Regions from separate parts of the Homo sapiens genome. Here region 1 is linked to region 2. A link is an interaction called in ENCODE POLR2A ChIA-PET data of the cell type or tissue named here. Cell type or tissue: PC-9. All regions are shown on one strand. Links, peaks and the distances in the headings refer to the core of each region. The heading gives the core; the rest is flanking DNA. Region 1 overlaps SLCO3A1 (solute carrier organic anion transporter family member 3A1). Region 2 holds the start of MIR3175 (microRNA 3175).

What was found. Peaks named below come from ENCODE experiments on the same cell type or tissue, not always from the same donor. Only the 100,000 strongest peaks of a DNase experiment are listed, where the experiment ranks them.
Region 1: POLR2A ChIA-PET joins it to region 2 with 10 read pairs; 2 of 35 experiments call an interaction of 5 or more read pairs at or near these places.

Annotation. Positions count from the first base shown.
Region 1 is chr15:92,154,615-92,163,154 of GRCh38, reverse strand. SLCO3A1 (solute carrier organic anion transporter family member 3A1) reads right to left here. Exons shown (of 10, transcript NM_013272.4): 10 at 1-399. The coding sequence ends at 20. Among named protein-coding and RNA genes, the nearest start is that of ST8SIA2, 230 kb to the left of the region's middle. In PC-9, for the core only: no CTCF peak of the experiment used is centred there; a DNase peak (open chromatin) is centred at 4,474; H3K27ac peaks cover 841 bases.
Region 2 is chr15:92,902,400-92,910,939 of GRCh38, reverse strand. The region is part of intron 2 of CHD2 (chromodomain helicase DNA binding protein 2); the gene reads right to left. It overlaps MIR3175 (microRNA 3175), which reads right to left and starts at 6,541; the gene lies at 6,465-6,541. RefSeq lists enhancers at 6,248-6,487, 6,768-6,947, 5,809-7,008 and a silencer at 6,648-6,697. In PC-9, for the core only: no CTCF peak of the experiment used is centred there; DNase peaks (open chromatin) are centred at 3,419, 4,099 and 6,589; H3K4me3 peaks cover 5,790 bases; H3K27ac peaks cover 7,060 bases.

The sequences.
Region 1 (8,540 bases), core at 459-8,458, 750 kb after region 2:
TTCAGCCCTCCTTTAGTCACTATAAAACGGACTCCATGTTTTCACACCACTCATGGTCTTCCAGGTTATAGATAAACTTTGTCCTATGTGTCTGGTTTGCGGGCACAGGGTCCCTCCCCAGGTTGTCTAGGGTCAGAGTAGAGGCAAAGAACTCACTGGTGCTCAGCCCGCCCTCGTGGTTTTTGATGTAGCGTTTATAGTTTTTCCTCAGGCACTGCCACGTGGTGGTGTACAGGATGAAGGCGAAGGATTTGAGCGCGATGGCGATGCTGACATACAGGTATCGGTAGACCACATTGTCGTAGAGGACGCAGGCGCCTTGCTCCCCACAGAACGTGCTCCAGAACAGGCAGGTGGAGTCGATGCCAGCCCCGAAGATGAGGGGTGGAGGGATGAAGCCTGTTACCGGGAAAAGAATGTTAAGGTTCTGGATCTGGTGGCCAGTGCTCCCCTGTTCCTGTCTCTGCCTAGCTTTTCTTATAGCACTGCTAGGCAAATATGTCTGACTCCGTGGCTCAAAGACATGCTCAGGAGGCAAAGCGCATGAGTTTGTGTCCCAGTTCTGCCTTTTTATTATGGTACAAATCTGAGCAAGTTATTTAAGCCCTCCTGCCTTAGTTTCCTCATCTGCAAAATGGGGATGATGATAATACTACAGTCTTCACCAGATGGCTGTGAAGACTAACTTTACACATAGAAAGCATCAGTCTGGCATGGTGGCTCACACCTGTAATTCCAGCACTTTGGGAGGCTGAAGCAGGTGGATCACCTGAGATCAGGAGTTTGAGACCAGCCTGGCCAACATGGTGAAACCCCGTCTCTACTAAAGAGACAACCTGGAATTTGCACTGTGGTACATGTTGGTGCACATCTGCAGTCCCAGCTACTTGGGAGACTGAGGCAGAAGAATTGCTTGAACCCAGGAGGCAGAGGTAGCAGTGAGCCAAGATCGTGCCACTGCACTTCAGCCTGGGCAACAAAGCAAGACTCCATCTCAAAAAAAAAAAAAAAAAAAAAAAAAGCATCTAGAACAGTGTGTACTGTGTCACTTTACCATGTAAAGTGAATGACAGCTGCTATTATCATCATCATCCTCTGCTGAGAGCCTGAGAAGGCCAAGACGGTCTTCCTTGAAGAGAAACATTCTTAGTTAGTGTCAGTGAAAGCAGCGTAGTCTCATAGAGGAAACTGCACAGCGCCGGCATACTGTGTGTGGTGTTCCATAGAGGAAACTGCAAAGCGCCGGCATACTGTGTGTGGTGTTCCACAGAGGAAACTGCAAAGCGCCGGCATACTGTGTGTGGTGTTCCACAGAGGAAACTGCAAAGCGCCGGCATACTGTGTGTGGTGTTCTACAGAGGAAACTGCAAAGCGCCGGCATACTGTGTGTGGTGTTCTACAGAGGAAACTGCAAAGCGCCGGCATACTGTGTGTGGTGTTCTTCTGTTTGAGGCTTTTAGGGCTGTTGTGCTCTTGAGTGCAGGCACCACAAATTGGACTTGAGTACATCTGTGTGTATACACATATAGTTTAAATGGAAAATATCTGCATATATACTGACAACTTCGCTTCCCCTGGATATTTAATATTCCCAGCTCAGAATGAGTTGGTAACCAGTTTTGAAACCCTCACGGTAGAGCATTTCCGGTACCTACAACCAGTCACCAAAAATGGCAGATGAGATGAAAACCGTTCCCCTTCCTTACTTCCGTTCCCTGTTCCTCTCTGTGTTTCTTTGCCTGCTGTTATCCGAGTTATCAGACCTGGCTGCCCATGACAATCATCATCCAGGGTGTCCCATCCCAGACCACTGAAATCAGAGCATTTGGTGTGCAGCACAGTCCTCAGCACCTTCACATTCCCAGGTGATTCTGAGTGAAGGGGGAGAGTGTCATCTGTACTATGGGAAAGTGACAGATGAGTCACTAATGCAAATTAACTGTTCAAAAAAACTGTCCCCTTGAGGCCAGAATAAAGTGCCAACCATCTTCAGTGACAGACTGCAGGAGGAGGAAGTGATCTCTGGAACTAGGTGTGGCCAACTCTGAGATCCCAGGGCCTCTATACCTCTGTCTGGAGTGTTCCTTGCAGAGCTAGTCCTAGAGCATCTGAATTTCATTTTGTATTAAGGAAGGTCCCTCTGAGATTTTGATGAGATCTAGACCCATAGCCCAGCAAAATGCACCTACCCATAAAATCAAACCTGTATCTCAGGGGGTTCATAGGCCCCTGAAGTCCATCCATGATTGCTGGAATAACAGCATGTGCATTATAAGCACAGCAGCACCTCCATTCTGTGGGGCCTCCAAAGGCAGTTGGGGAGAGAGGGAAGGCTTAATGAAGGAAGCAGCCCTTCCCCCGGTTTTAATGACATGCCTGGAATCGGGTGAGAGCGGGGCTTTGCTACCCTATGAGTGCTAATGAGCTTGGCAGAGCTCCAGGCTCTCGGCCCAGGTGCCTCTGTACTTCTCCTTGGAACTCTTCACCTCCGCTGCTTGATACCCCAAAGAGAAGCCCCGGAGAAGATTTCTGGTTGAAATCTCATTAAACTTCCCAAGCAGCTCGATTTAATAAATAAGCTCCAAGCTCAAAATCCCACACAACCTGTTTCCTTCTTTCCAGCTGCCAGGTTGGGCTGTGGTCCTGCCGAATGGAAGCGCATATTCGTAGCATTCCCTGTGATCCCAAAGGCTGCCCAGGTGTCTCAGCCCTTCCCCACCAACCCTGTGTGTTTTCCCTGCCCCCTAACAAGTGCCTTTTTTCATTTCACTCCAGTTGAAAGAGCCAACTGGAGGAACTGCCATGGCAACCGCATAATAGAAACTAAGCCACACACCACGTTATTTATGTAAAAAATGAAGATCTGGAGCCAGTGTGTATTACAGATGGACCTAGAGATAAATGGAACTAATGTGGCCTGTTTCTGTGGCACAGCAGGGCAAAGCAAATCCATTCACCTTTCTATCTCTGCACGGGGCATAATCATTATATTGTGATTAGCTCCCAAATGCTCCTCCCTCCTTGTGACCTTTCTTGAGGTCATTTCACTTTGTTCTAGCCACCCAACACCTGGTGACGGGGAGCCAAGGTTAGAGAGGACACCTCTAGTAAATGCTTTGCTGCTGGAAGGAACTGAGGGTACAGGTGTCCCTTGCTCTATAATGCATGGATACTTGCATACAAATTCCAGGTCGGTGCAAACCAGGTCATATTTTAAGCACATCAAAGGAAATTTGCAACATAAAGGAACCAAATTCGTTAATAATTGTTAAAACCAAAATATCCCCCCAAAATACCACTGTGCAACTCATTCATGTACCTGAGTGAGAATTCTTATAATACTTGGTTGTCTTCTAAGTAGGGCATACTGCTATGTGATAAATATGCCAATTATATCTTGCCTATTGTCAAGCTCCACTACCAGATGACAAAACCTCTAAACAACAATTTGAAAGCTAAGTACTCAGGAGGCCGATGGGAGGATCACTTGACCCCAGGAGTTCCAGGCTGCAGTGAGCCATGATCACGCCACTGCATTCCAGGCTAGGAGACAGAATGGGATCCTATCTCCAAAAAAAAAAAAAAAACCTACCAAAGTTTTTCATGCTATGCTCTGTTCAATATTTCAGAGTGCATTTGTGGTAGAGATGAAATAAATTTTTTTTTTTTTTGAGACAGAGTTTCGTTCTGTGGCCAGGCTGGAGTGCAGTGGCATGATCTCGGCTCACTACAACCTCCGCCTCCTGGGCTCAAGTGATTTTCCTGCCTCAGTCTCCCAAGTAGCTGGGACTACAGGTGCCTGCCACCACGCCCGGCTAATTTTTGTATTTTTAGTAGAGACGGGGTTTCACTATGTTGGCCAGGATGGTCTCGATCTCTTGACCTTGTGATCTGCCTGCCTCAGCCTCCCAAAGTGCTGGGATTACAGGCGTGAGCCACCGCACCCAGCTGAGATGAAAGAACTTTTAAGGTGCCAAAAGTCCTGGAGAAAGTCACTTGATCTTTCAATGTCTGTTTCTTCATCTTTAAAATGGAGTTAATACCACCCTGCCTGGTAAGGGCTAAGGTAAACACTACACAAATGAGGTGTGTGTGTGAGTGTTTCGCCAAGGGTCTGATCTTGCCATGCAACCAGAACTTTTGCCACCTTATTCATGTTAGATAGGGGATTTGGGGTGGTATTTTAGAATAAACTCTAGGTTGAGTACCTTAAGTATAACCTTTGTGAGATTCCTTTTATACTTCTGAATAGTGAAAATATTGGCTTTCTTTTCCATCAAATTCATCTTTTCCTTTTTATTCACTTAAAATTCTTTCCCAAAGGGGAGGTCTAGCTATCAGGCCCTAAACTGCAGGTGTGCGGACAATACCAGAGACGAACGGACTGCATCTTTTTTGTTAGAGGCCTCTGCCATTCTGGAACTCACCTGATGAGTCACAGAAGGGAGTTCCACCTTGGTGACTCATTTTCACGCCCAGCCCCACATCCTTATATGTTCGTCACTCAGTTGGACCAAACAAAAACTCAGGCAGTCCCTGCAAGGAGCTGGTTCCCCATAGACAAATGGGAGACTGTGACAGTGTGACTGGCAACTGTCATGCTAAGTAGTATCATTAACTACCCCCTACCCAGGACTGTATAGAGTGCTCCACATCCATTATGCGTCCCCTCCATAACCACTCCCCCTGCCCCACCTTATTTCACATACAAATAAACTGAGAGTGAGATTATTTGTTCCAGGTTTGATATTTCAAAATTCCAAACCCAATAATCTCCTTCCTTCTAATTCAGACTTTGTTGATTTGAGAAGACTTTAGAGCTCTTATTGGGGATTTCCAGGGATACAGAGAACATTTTATTTACCCTTTTGCTAAGCTCCTGGCGTAACTGGCTTGAAGAAGCCTGGTTTTGAAGTGTGCAGAGGGTGAAACACACAGGGGGTTTGATCTTTGCAAAGCGGGCAGCCCTTCCTTCTCTGGGGTTGCTAATACATAGAGAAGGCTGGGAGACTTATTTTGTAAACAAACTCAGTATTTCGCTGGACACCTGAGGCAGTAATAGCAGATACTATGCTTGTCAGCAGGAAGAGACACGGAGTTGTCATCGTGGTAGGCTTTGATGTGAACTCAGACAGGGAGTTCACATCTGGAGTTTTGGTGACTGGGAGGAAATGCAAATTTGTGAACCAGAGACAGCTGATCTTGGATTCTAATTCCGCCACTTGGGAACTGTGTGATTCACACAACTTGAGTGAATCTCAGTTTCACTGTTTATACAATGGGCACGATCATACCTTCAGGCAGAGCTTTTGTAAAGAATCAATGGGATGCCATTTGAGAAAGCCCTCACAGGGTGGGCGCTCCAAAAATCTGGTTCCCTTGCTGCTGTTTGGCTTTTGTTCCGTGTTCAGGAACTCTTTTGGGTAAATGAAAATCCGTCCTAAGTTCACCACCTCTAGAGAAAGAGTTGTAGAAAACCTTTCAAGCTGTGATTCAGTGAATAATAACCCCCACTGGCAAGAATTCTGTACATGTACCCGGGAGGCTGAGGCAGGAGAATCGCTTGAACCTGGGAGGCAGAGATTGCAGTGAGCCAAGATCACACTATTGCACTCCATCCTGCGTGACAGACTGAGACTGGTCTCAAAAAAAAAAAAAAAAATTTCTCCACATCATCATAAGTTTTAGAGGATAATCAGGTGTGTCCAGAAGGGAGGACAAGGGGGGGGGCCAGGTGTACTTTAGTGTCCTCTCTGGTTTTGAGCACCTTCACTCTGTTAAGTCCTTAGTTACAAGGGAGCTTGATGATGGTGGTGTATTTCTTTAGTAACTGTGTCTTTTGAAGAAATGCTGTCTTCCCCAAAGCCTGCAAGAGCAGTTCTCTCTCTTTTTTTTATCTTGTCTTCTCCCTAGGTCCTCTGGGCAGGAACTTGTGGATGAAGCAGGTGTTAATAGGGTTCCATCACTGGGGCACTGGGAACCCACCCTGTGCTGAGGAAGGTATGTGCAGGCTCAATGCTGTTGCCCGCTATTAGAGGGAATATTAAAAGGACTGAATCTTACTATTACACTCTGGCTTAAATTGCAGCTATATATATTTCAATGCATAACTTGCTGCACAGTTTAAGAACACTGTCTCTGTTTTCCTGAAATCTATTAACAGAGATTAAACCTCAGGGCCTTATATATTGGCTATTTAATTTACTCTCTTAGTTGAAATGGCTGGGCCTATTTATATTCCTTGGTCTAAACTTAAAAGGTGAACTGAAAGGCTTTTGTAAGAAAAATAAGTTCAAATTCCTTTACGGGACAAAATGGAAGCTGAAAATTACGGCCACTTACATTTAAAAAGATATCTGTTTCTCTCTGGCTTACCTGCCAAGACTTGAATTCACCATGGAATCTCTATTCAACCTGGTGGAATTACTGTTATGTCCAGCACCAGCTAGAAAGGGAGATGCTGAAAAGTGTATTCTCCTGGAAGGTTTAATGAGTTCTCTGCTTCAGCAATGCCAAGAAAGAATCTGGGCTGTTTTCCAGTGATACCTGACATTTACTTTTCTTAAACTGGAGAGTCTGCAGGAGCTACTATGTTCTCCTTTCATTCCTGGACCCCTTGTTAAAGTTGGTAAGGCCCAGAGAGCTTAAATAATCTGCCACATGGTCAGGAAAGGCAGAGCTAGGCTCAAGAGCAGGTGTGACTGACTTTAGAGGGCCCATGGTAAATACTGGATGTCATCTCAGTACAGGTAAGGGTGGCAGATCATGGGTGGTGCAGGTACATCAGGAGGTGAGGTCCACTGCTGACAGAGCCAGGGCACATGGCTGGCGCCTAACATATGTTCGCCGAATGAACAATTAAAAGTGTAGGCAAGTGGAAGGGGTCTTCCATGCATCCCACCGCCGTATCTCACTCCCTCTCATCTCTCACCTGGGGCCCCTGGGCATGCTGTGCTTGCTTCTTCCAAAGCAGCACTTAACACGTTCATTTTTCCACTTGCCTATAAACTTTGGCATATGCAAGACGATGCTCACAGCAGGAACTCAACAAATGTCTGACAAGCCACAGCAGGAGTGTCTAGGATGTACTTTTCCAGAGTAGTTCACAAATCACCCCAGACCAAGGACAATCTGCTCAGGAATGACCCCTGCCTACAGAAATGCACCCCGAGGGCCTTCCCTATGCTTTTGGCTAGGCGGGCAGGCTGGAAAATTAAGAGGCAGGGTCAGTGTATGTGGGGAGTTTGTAGTGGTATTGTGGAAGCTAAGCTCATCCCTAATGACACCCTGAGACACTTGATCTATTGTTTCTTATTCTATTAAAGGCTTCTCCATAGCCTCAGTCCCAGGGGCTCCAAACCTCAGCCTCATCTTGAGCTTTCATTGCTTCTCTTTTGCTTTCACTTAGGTCGGTTGGGTTGGGGGGATCTCAATAGATGCTGTCTCTTATGTGGCTCCCATCTGTCTTTACCGTTCAAACCCACTGCTTTGCTGGTGGTCAGCTTCTCACTTCAATGCTTTTGATGGGTTATCCTGCATCCTGCTAAACCTCATGCCCTGCTCACCTGCTGCTCTACCTAAAGCAGAATTCTGAATGTACATTCACTCTCCCATCTGAAACCCCCATTTGCTCCACACTGGCAACTACTCAGCCAAGTATAATTTCTCCCTTTGAAAATCAAGGCCCTCTGTAACTCTTCCAACCCCACACCTTCCCCACACTTGCTTTGTTCTCCTACTGCAGCCGCCAGAGGCAGGATATTGGCACCTACTTATCTGTGCACCCTGAGCAGCCCCTAGACAGCACCTTGGATGTGGAAGAGTCTCAGCACATGTATGTTTCCAATAATTTAATTTGGTGTAACGCCCTGGCAAGCAGTGGCCCCAGGAACAAGATTCTAGACCAACTCAGGAGCAGAGAGTTTGCCCACAGCCTGGAGAGAAAAGGAGTAGCCAAGACACCTGCAGAAGAATAAAGGAGGATGGACTCAATTATACCAGGAATTCTGCTATGAGTAGATCGTTCAGTTTACTCTGAATTCACTGACCCTTCTCCAGCTCAGTGTCTTCCTCCCCTACTCAACAACATAAACTTGTCCATGTGAGCCTTTCATTAACTCACTCTCAACATCCACGCTCTTGACCCCTGTCCCTCTCTGGCCAGCAACACCCTGGGCTTTGTCATTGGTCAGAACTGCTCCACTTCCATAATCTCGAAGTCAGACAATGAGGCTTTGGCCACATCCTCCAGTTCTTTTTCCATTATTTATTACAACTAGTTTTTACAGTTCCTGTATCTTTGTCCTCTCTCCTTTCTCCCATCTCAGCCCTACTTTGATCATCACCCTCAGCTTCTTTGGCTCCACTCTCCTGCCACACTCCTGCTTCTACTCCAGGGTGCTGGGGCCACTCCCAGAGCCCCACTGACCAGTACACCTCTGCAGCCCTGCCCTGGCCCTTTCTACCAACTCCTTGCTCTTGGTGGGTAAAGCAACAAGGGAGACCGATCTCACATTCATTTCTAGCTCCTGCCCTCTTCA
Region 2 (8,540 bases), core at 215-8,214:
GTTGTGGCCTAGGAGCAACAGGCTACAGCATAAGTGTGCAGTAGGCTATACCTAGGTTTGTGTGAGATGTTCATACAACTACAAGATCACCTAACGACATACTTCTCAGAATGTATCTCCATTGCTAAGCAACACATGACCGTACAACCAGCATAAACAAATTCAAGATGTATCTACTAATCCTTGGTAAGCACACAATGGAACTGAAGGAACAGAACGGCATGGGTAGTAAATGCTCGGCAGGGACCAGGCGCAGTGGCTCACCCCTGTAATCCCAGCACTTTGGGAGGCGGAGGTGGCAAGATCATTTGAGGTCAGGAGTCTGAGACCAGCCTGACCGACATGGTGAAATCCCATCTCTACTAAAAATAGTAAGAAGTAGCTGGGTGTATGGTGGCAAACGCCTGTGATCCCAACCACTCGGGAGGCTGATGCAGAACAATCGCTTGAACCTGGGAGGCGGAGGTTGCAATGAGCTGAGACGGCGCCACTGCACTCCAACCTAGGCAACACAGTGAGATTCCGTCTCAAAAAAATAAATAAGATCAGCAGGACCTAAGGTCACCCACAGGCCTTTAAAGGAAGAGGACTATGTAATCATTCATTTAGTGAGTTGGTTAACTTTAGGAGGGTTACTAACATTTTTGCTATACTGACTTTCATATTAAATAAAATATACATATAGCCAGGCATGGTGGTTCATGCCCAGTTCAACACCAGCCTGGGAAACGTGGCGAAACCCCCTCTCTACAAAAAATTCAAAAAATTAGCCAAGTGCAGTGGCATGTGCCTGTAGTCCCAGCTACTAGGGAGGCTAAGGCAGGAGAACTGCTTGAGCCTGGAGGGTGGAGGTTGCAGTGAACCGAAATTGTACCACTGCACTCCAGTGTGAGAGATGGGAGTGAAACCCTGTCTCAAAAGAAAAAATTTATATATATGTATATATGTGTATATATATACATATATACATACACACACACACACACACACACACACACACGTAAAACCCTTAAAACAGTCCCTTACCCAGAGTAAGCACTCAATAAATATAAATCTACTTTGGTATTTTTCTACAAAATGTTCACCATGTACAATATTCCTTCCTGATAAAATCCAAAGTGAAGGCCAGGTACGGTGGCTCACATCTGTAATCCCAGCACTTTCGGAGGTCTAGGTGAGCCCAAGAATTAGAGACCAGCCTGGGCAACATGGTCCAAACCCATCTCTACAAAAATTAGACAGGTGGGGTGGTACACACCTGTGGTCCCAGCTCCTTGGGAGGCAGAGGTGGGAAAATCCCACCTGAGACTGGGATTGCAGCACCGCACTGTGTATGAGACGCTCCCCACAATAACAAATTATCCAGCCTCAGGCATCTATAATACCACCACGAGGCTGGGTATGATGGTTCACACCTGTAATCCCAGCACAGCAGAGTGAGACTCTGTCCCAACAACAACAAAAAATCCAAAGTGAAAGATTACCAGCTAGCAGGCACTGCTAGACTTAGAAACAACCCATACAAATGGGATACACCCTGGAGTTTATTACCACATTCTTTTGTATTTTTTCAATGTCGGTCACAATTCACAACCCACCAATGTTTTTATAAACCCAAGGGAAAGGAAGTTTAGAATGGAATGTAACTGCATTCCAAGTAAATAATTCTAGAATCTAAACTTCCAAAGGATGTAAGGAGAGTACACTAAGGAAGAGACGACCACAAGAGCTTAAAGCGACTAGAAGACACTTACAAGGAATTCAGAATCTTGAGGGGAGAAAGCCCACCTGCATATACATTTTTTATCTTTTTTCTTTTTTTTTTTTTGGTCACCCTGTCTCCCAGGCTGGAGTGCAGTGGTGTGTCAGTTCATCTAACTGCAACCTCCGCCTCCCAGCTTCAGGAGATTGTCCGGCCTCAGCCTCCCAAGCAGCTGGGACTACAGGCACCCACCATCATGTCCAGCTAATCTTTGTATTTTTAGTAGAGACAGGGTTTCACCATGTTGGCCAGGCTGTTCTCGAACTCCCTACCTCAAGTGATCCGCCTGCCTGGGCCTCCCAAACTGCTGGGATTACAGGAGTGAGCTACCACGCCCAGCCTGTGTATACATTTTAAAGGTATGCCTAGAACTGGATCTGCCATGACATTTAATATAGAAACATCCTCTTCCATCAAGCCTACAATTCCCCGTCAGCATCCTATCCCACTTTTGCTTCCAGAGGTCCTAACTCAAGCAGCTATTAAGACTAAAAAGGGAATTTAAAAATGGGACAGGCAATGGAAAGACCAAGGGTTAAAGTACACGAAGTGCTCCATCAGAAGATTTGAAAACACACGGAGATACTGCAAACATACAGAAACACATGCAAATTTGAAACACAGAGAGCTTTTAAAAATTAACTAGATCCTAGGGGCAGGGATGGACACTGGTATTTTTAGAAGCTCTCCACAGTCTGAAATGGGAATAAAAAGTAGAACCCATCTGACCTATAACCCAAAAAAGACAGGAAATAGAGGAAGTAGAGGAAACCCAAAACACACAAATCTTAAGACTATAGTTTAAGCAGACTTGCATGTTCGGCATTATGCTAAGACAAATATATAGTCCTATGGTTTAGACTGAACACTGAAAGCAAGCTACAGCCAATTAGACATTGGTTGTAAATATTACTGCTGTTACATTTATATCCATGGAGCAGTGCACCACAGTATTCAGTATTCATTCTCTAACAGCTTGAGAGGGGAAATGAGACAGAGGATAAACCAGGGTAATAATTATCAGCTTGGGGGAGTGGGGGTGGGTAGTTATCTACTCAGACTAACTGGCAAAAGCCGGGCTGTGATTCACACAAGAAGCTGTTGTAGTCCAGGAAGAGTCATATGCTCTCTCAAAAGGCTGGCTCTTCTCAAAAAAAAAAAAAAAAAAAAAAAATTCTAAGAGAGGATGAACTGTAAAACGCACCCAAGCTGACTAAATGAGGACTTGCCTCCTAAAATCATTCTCACAAATCTCTCCTGTAACTGGCCTAAACAAACTCTCCTGGTAGGCCAAGACAACCAGCGAGTTCCTCAGGGCCAACCTAGCTCCTGAAGAAGAACTTAGGATATGAAGGAGGGGTGCAAGAAAGTAAGATGAAACAAACAGTAAGAATAAAATAACCTTACTAAAAGCTTACATTTATTGAGCACTTTTAATGTGATGGGCTCTTTGCTAAGCATTTTATGGGCACTATATTATTTAATCTTCATGACCCAATGAAGATGACCATTATCTACATTTTTAAAATGAGAAAATTACAAGTCCAATCATAAGTGCTTCTTCACTGGCCTAAACTGGGAACAAAAATTTTCAGGACTAAAGTAAAAGCTGAACTCATACCTAGCTCTTGCCAGGCACAGAGGTAACAGTTAAGCATACACAAGTGACAAAATGACTCATCAGAATTAAATCCAAAGTATAAAATCAAGACTATCTCTACAATCCTGCCTTAGCCGGATGCTTCTGAAACATTCTCTCCTTCAAGATCAGTGATCACATTTTCCCCAAACTACAGGGACTCAGTAATGAGAACTGAAATACTTTTCAGTATGATATCCAGTCCAGAACATGTTGAAATACCAAACAAGAAGACCCATAACCAAACATATTAACAATAAAATGCTAAATTATGTAGCATGAATGGCTACCACATATCTATGTCCTCCATCATTTATTTCAAAAAGAAAAGCCTTGTCCCTCACTTCATAATCAGGGCTCAAATATATTCAGTATATAGGAGCTTTTTTTAAAAAATGTCTCTCCCCCTAGACTTGCTTTATCAATTAAAGATTCCATTGATTACAGAAAAGGGTCATAAGACAAATGTGAGTAATGTGTTCCAGCATTGTGCTGAATTACTGATCACAAAATAAAAATACAATCCAGCCTGGACATTGGATGACTAAGTTTTGTTACTCAGGCTTTATACTGATAACCCTAAAGTTCCAAAACAAGTTGTGAATGGCAGCTTTGCAAAGGTATACATGTGAACTCAACGCTTAGTCAAGCTGAAGTGCAGGAGGGAGTTACTCAGCTGTGACACACCCAGTGTAACCAAGCCACAAAGTTACTTTCACCTGTACACAAAATACTCTTAGAGGAATTTTTTTTTAAGTTTCTTTGTTCAAGTGACACCATATCAAGAAAGCCAAGTTCTTCAAGGAAGCAAAGTTCTAAGGTTACCAAGAAGCAGCTAAAAACTAAAGGATCTTAAAAAAAAAAAAAAAAAAAAGATGGCTCATAGCAAGAAAAAATTTAATGGCTGACACAGAGCAGTCACTCAATTTTTATACCAGAAACAAACTTAGTGTATCAAATTTTATGGGAGAAATGATAGGAGTTTGGAAATACCAGGTGGTCTCAGGAGGTCTCTCATAACTGTCAGTTGTTTTATTTGGGGGTAAGGGAGAGTAAACTAATGATAAAATCTGTGAGTTTTAGTTAAAATTCAAATAAACTTCCAGATTCACTCCTCAAGCAATAACTTGCTACAACTGTCACAACCAAAAGTCTTTATCAAAAATATTATTTGCCCACCTTCCTCTGCTGACTTAATCTTTACAAAGATACTAACTCCCTAACGGCCAAATACTAGTTGGAAAGTGCATATTTTAAACGGCAAGGATACAGAGAGAGAGAGAGAAAGAGAGAGAAATCGATCAACACTCTTTTCTTGCTGCTTGATGCTATTCCCCACATCAAAGGGAAAAAAAGTAGAAGGCTCAACAAACATACCTAAGAACACTGGTTCTATAAAAAACTTAATTGGCTGCAAGATTGTCAACAGTTAATAGGTAAATTGTTATATCATGGTATGCATTTTAACTCATAATGGTATTTAGGTTAAAATATCTTAAATAACAGAATAGTTCATATCCTCTTCAAAAATAATTAACTGCAATGTTGACTACTTTGACCCCAGTTTTAGGAATTGAAAGGTATTCAGCAAATACTATTAACACAACTAATTAGAATTCAGTCTCTACACAAAAAGGGAGGTGAGATTATTACTTTCGTTCTTGTGGCAGGTATACTTTAAGTTGGAAGCTACAGTTAAACGTTCATCAAGTTCTATAAACACTTAATTCTCTGTTAGCATTTTATACGCAATATACATTTGAGCATATAATTTTAAAATCAGGTACAAATTATTTGATGAACACTTCTCTGTAACAGAAAAAGCAATTTCAGCTAGTTTTCACAAACTATCCAAATAATTCTTCCCAAAGAACCTAGATTATGAGAACCTACAAAACTCACTATCATAGTGAATTCTAACTTTCACAGACTGTATTCAGAAACTTGACATACGCCCAAGCAAATATCACCTGCACTGAAGGGTCAACATCTCCTTTGAAGTAACACACTTTACTAAAATAACTCTAAACTATGGCTAACTACAGGACAGCCTACTCCAACTGCTAAAAAAACTCTAGTATGGCAGGAAAAAAACTTTGTCCACAGTAGATAAATCCACTGAATTTCTTGCTTGCTTAAATTCAGTATGTGTAATTTAATTATTAAGACATCGTTGCTGAACGATGAAGTTTTAACCAGAAATCCTTGTAAAGGTTTCCAAACAAGGCAAATCAGTGAGCATAAACCCAACCGTTTACCGGGACTCAGAATTCCCGAAATGGAGGCCTAGGGAAGATAATTGCGAAGATTTGGCCAAGTGACCCCACTATCAGCCAAGCTGTCAGTCACCCTGCATTAGCAAGTGCTATTAACACTTAAAAGAGTAGTTTTCTGACATTTACTTACATAGTAATGGTTGCCTAACGCTGTATTCTGCCACTTTTTAATGTTATTGAACGTGAAATTTTCTATTTTCTACTAAACTATCCCACTGTGAATCTTAAATATATAGTACTTAGCACATACTGACCTGAGTTTTTCTCCATCAAATGCCAACTGAGAAAATGTACGGTACCAAGTAAAAACGCATGGGGACAAGTTCAAATAATCTTCCCTTTGTTTATGAGCCATGTATTAAACAGCTGTTAACACCCGTCAAGAGGTTTTCACTAAAATAAAAGTATCCGCCTCTGACACTCAAACGTTTTGGTCAATTGTAACAAAATTAAACCCACTCATCTCTTCACACTGAACGGGGGCGGGGAGAAGGGACGCTAAGGTATGAAAAGGGAAAATGTAAAACTGGGCAAATTTTCTATTTTAAGATTTCCAAATAGTGCCTTTAAAATTTATAAATAGTGCCTGCACTTTTTCTCCAAAAGCAGCCGCTTCTCAAAGAGGATAAACCATTCCCGGAAATGGGCAAAAGAACACACTACAGGGTGCGGACCGCTACAGGCAAGGGCGGACAAGACTGCCAGGAGCAAACGCGTCCAGGAAAGAAGCCGCCCACCGGAAAGTCCCAACTAGAGTTCCCTTCCTTTTCCCCTCGGCGTGCGGCTCCCTGGGTAGGGGGAGGAGAAAGCGCCCGACATGCGCACGCGGCCAGACGTCACTGCGTTCTCTCCCCGCCCCCCAGGGGAGCCGTCTGACGTCACGGGGCGGAGGCTGCCGAAGGCGCCGCCGTTGACCCTGCTGTTACCAGGCGCGCGCACAGCCAATCAGCACCCCGCGCCGGCGCCGGCCGGCCTTTGAACTCGGCACGGCAACTTCCTGCTGTTTGGCGAGTACACAGTGCAATGCAGTATGTCTGTCAGCGCTGCGGCACAAAGGAACAGCCATTTTGTGACTGAGCTGGACCTGCATCAAGATGCCAGGGGCTCAAAGAGCTGCTGCGTGCCCTATCGAACTGCCTTTTATGTCGGCACCAGAGTTCCCCAGAAGAGCAGAGAGGGGGAAGGAAATAGGCTTTGGTATTTCAGATTTCTATTAGTTTAGATTCAGTCTTCTCCAAAATCCCGTTTTTTAATGTATTATCAGCGTCATAAAATGGCTGCCAGTTAAACTGCCTGTTCTAGTACACAAGTAACTGCATTATGCCATTTCTAATCATCCCCAGCCTTTTAGAATATCTGGTAAAGCGCCCCTGAAAATTGTAGGATTTACCCGCACCTCAGGTTATAAAAATAAATCTGGCTCAAAGGCAGACGATTTGGAGATAAATTTAATAAACTCGTTCAATTCTTAAGATAAATTGCTAACGTGGTGCCGTGGAGAACACACTGAACTCTTTGTGTGCACACAGTCCCGTTTTCATTCTTTGATGTTACTTAAGTTATCCCCAAGCTGCAAATTATTCAGATAAAAAGTATGGTATACTTCTCGTATGTCCATCATTAGAACTTTGTTTTAAATACTTAGAAATTTTACAAATATCAATCAAATGTTTTTAAAATCGCGTTTTTTAAAGTTTTTAATTTTCAAAAATCGTGATAAAGTATAACAGACTTTAGCATTAACTTCAAATTAAAATACAAACTTATATAACCACTATTAACTACTGCACTATTTCCAAAAACAGGGTATTACCAGATTTACCTAAACTTGCACTCATTCTTTCCAGATACTAAAGTAATTCTCAGACCAAAGTTTACTTGACCTGCAAACTCATTTCCTCTTCTGTGGCTCAGGCTGCAAAGGTGATTTTCGTAGTATTCCCTAAACACTATACTTTGGGCAATAAAAACTCTGATGGCAGAAGGAACCAAGTACTAATTACAGGGACAGTTCAGCTCAGTAGAAGTAATATTAATCTACCACATTAAAACACCACTAACATTCTACAGCTGCACATTTTAAAAGGAAGTGATGTCATAATTATGTACATGTATTAAGATATGAAATTTAGGGTAACTAATTTAAAAGTAACTATCTTCTTTTCAAAGAGTCTTAAATATTTTTGGACATCCATCAGGTATATGATTCAAAGTATACTTGACAAACCAATTTAAAAGTACAGTCAGTACATGCTTCATGTACAGCTGTAACCTCCACTACCAGTAAGCAAATGCCTGACAACTTCCAGGTAGTTTTCCAGGTGAGAGTAAAAATACTGAAAGAATACCAACACTGCTCAATTTTTTAGAATTAGAAAGCACAGTCTGATCAATGATGTTAACCACAAACCTTGCATAAGAGAGCCAAAACCCATGTGAGACCTATGCAAATGATACACTCAAGGGAGCAACAATTTTAGTGCTGAATCTTTAATAATTTGCCAAATATATCTGGAGGTTCTCATTTCTTCAAATTGTCATTACTTTCCAGAAAAAAACAGCTTAGGATGAGTAAAAAACTTTTCTGTCCTCAATTTAATCTAGTAATTTACATGGGCAATTCAATTAAGACAGCACTACAAACTGGGTGACAACTCAATGCAAAAAAATTTGGTAACTTATTTTCTAAAGCAAGGCTCAATATGCTTTCAGTCAAATAAAATAAATAGAATTCAGCATATTAGTAACACATCATGTTCAAAACTTTCAAATTCACTAGCCTAATAGAAAAGTGTATTATTTATAAAAATTAGAAAAGTAAAAATTGGGAAGGAAAACCACATAATGAATCACATCCTTGTTA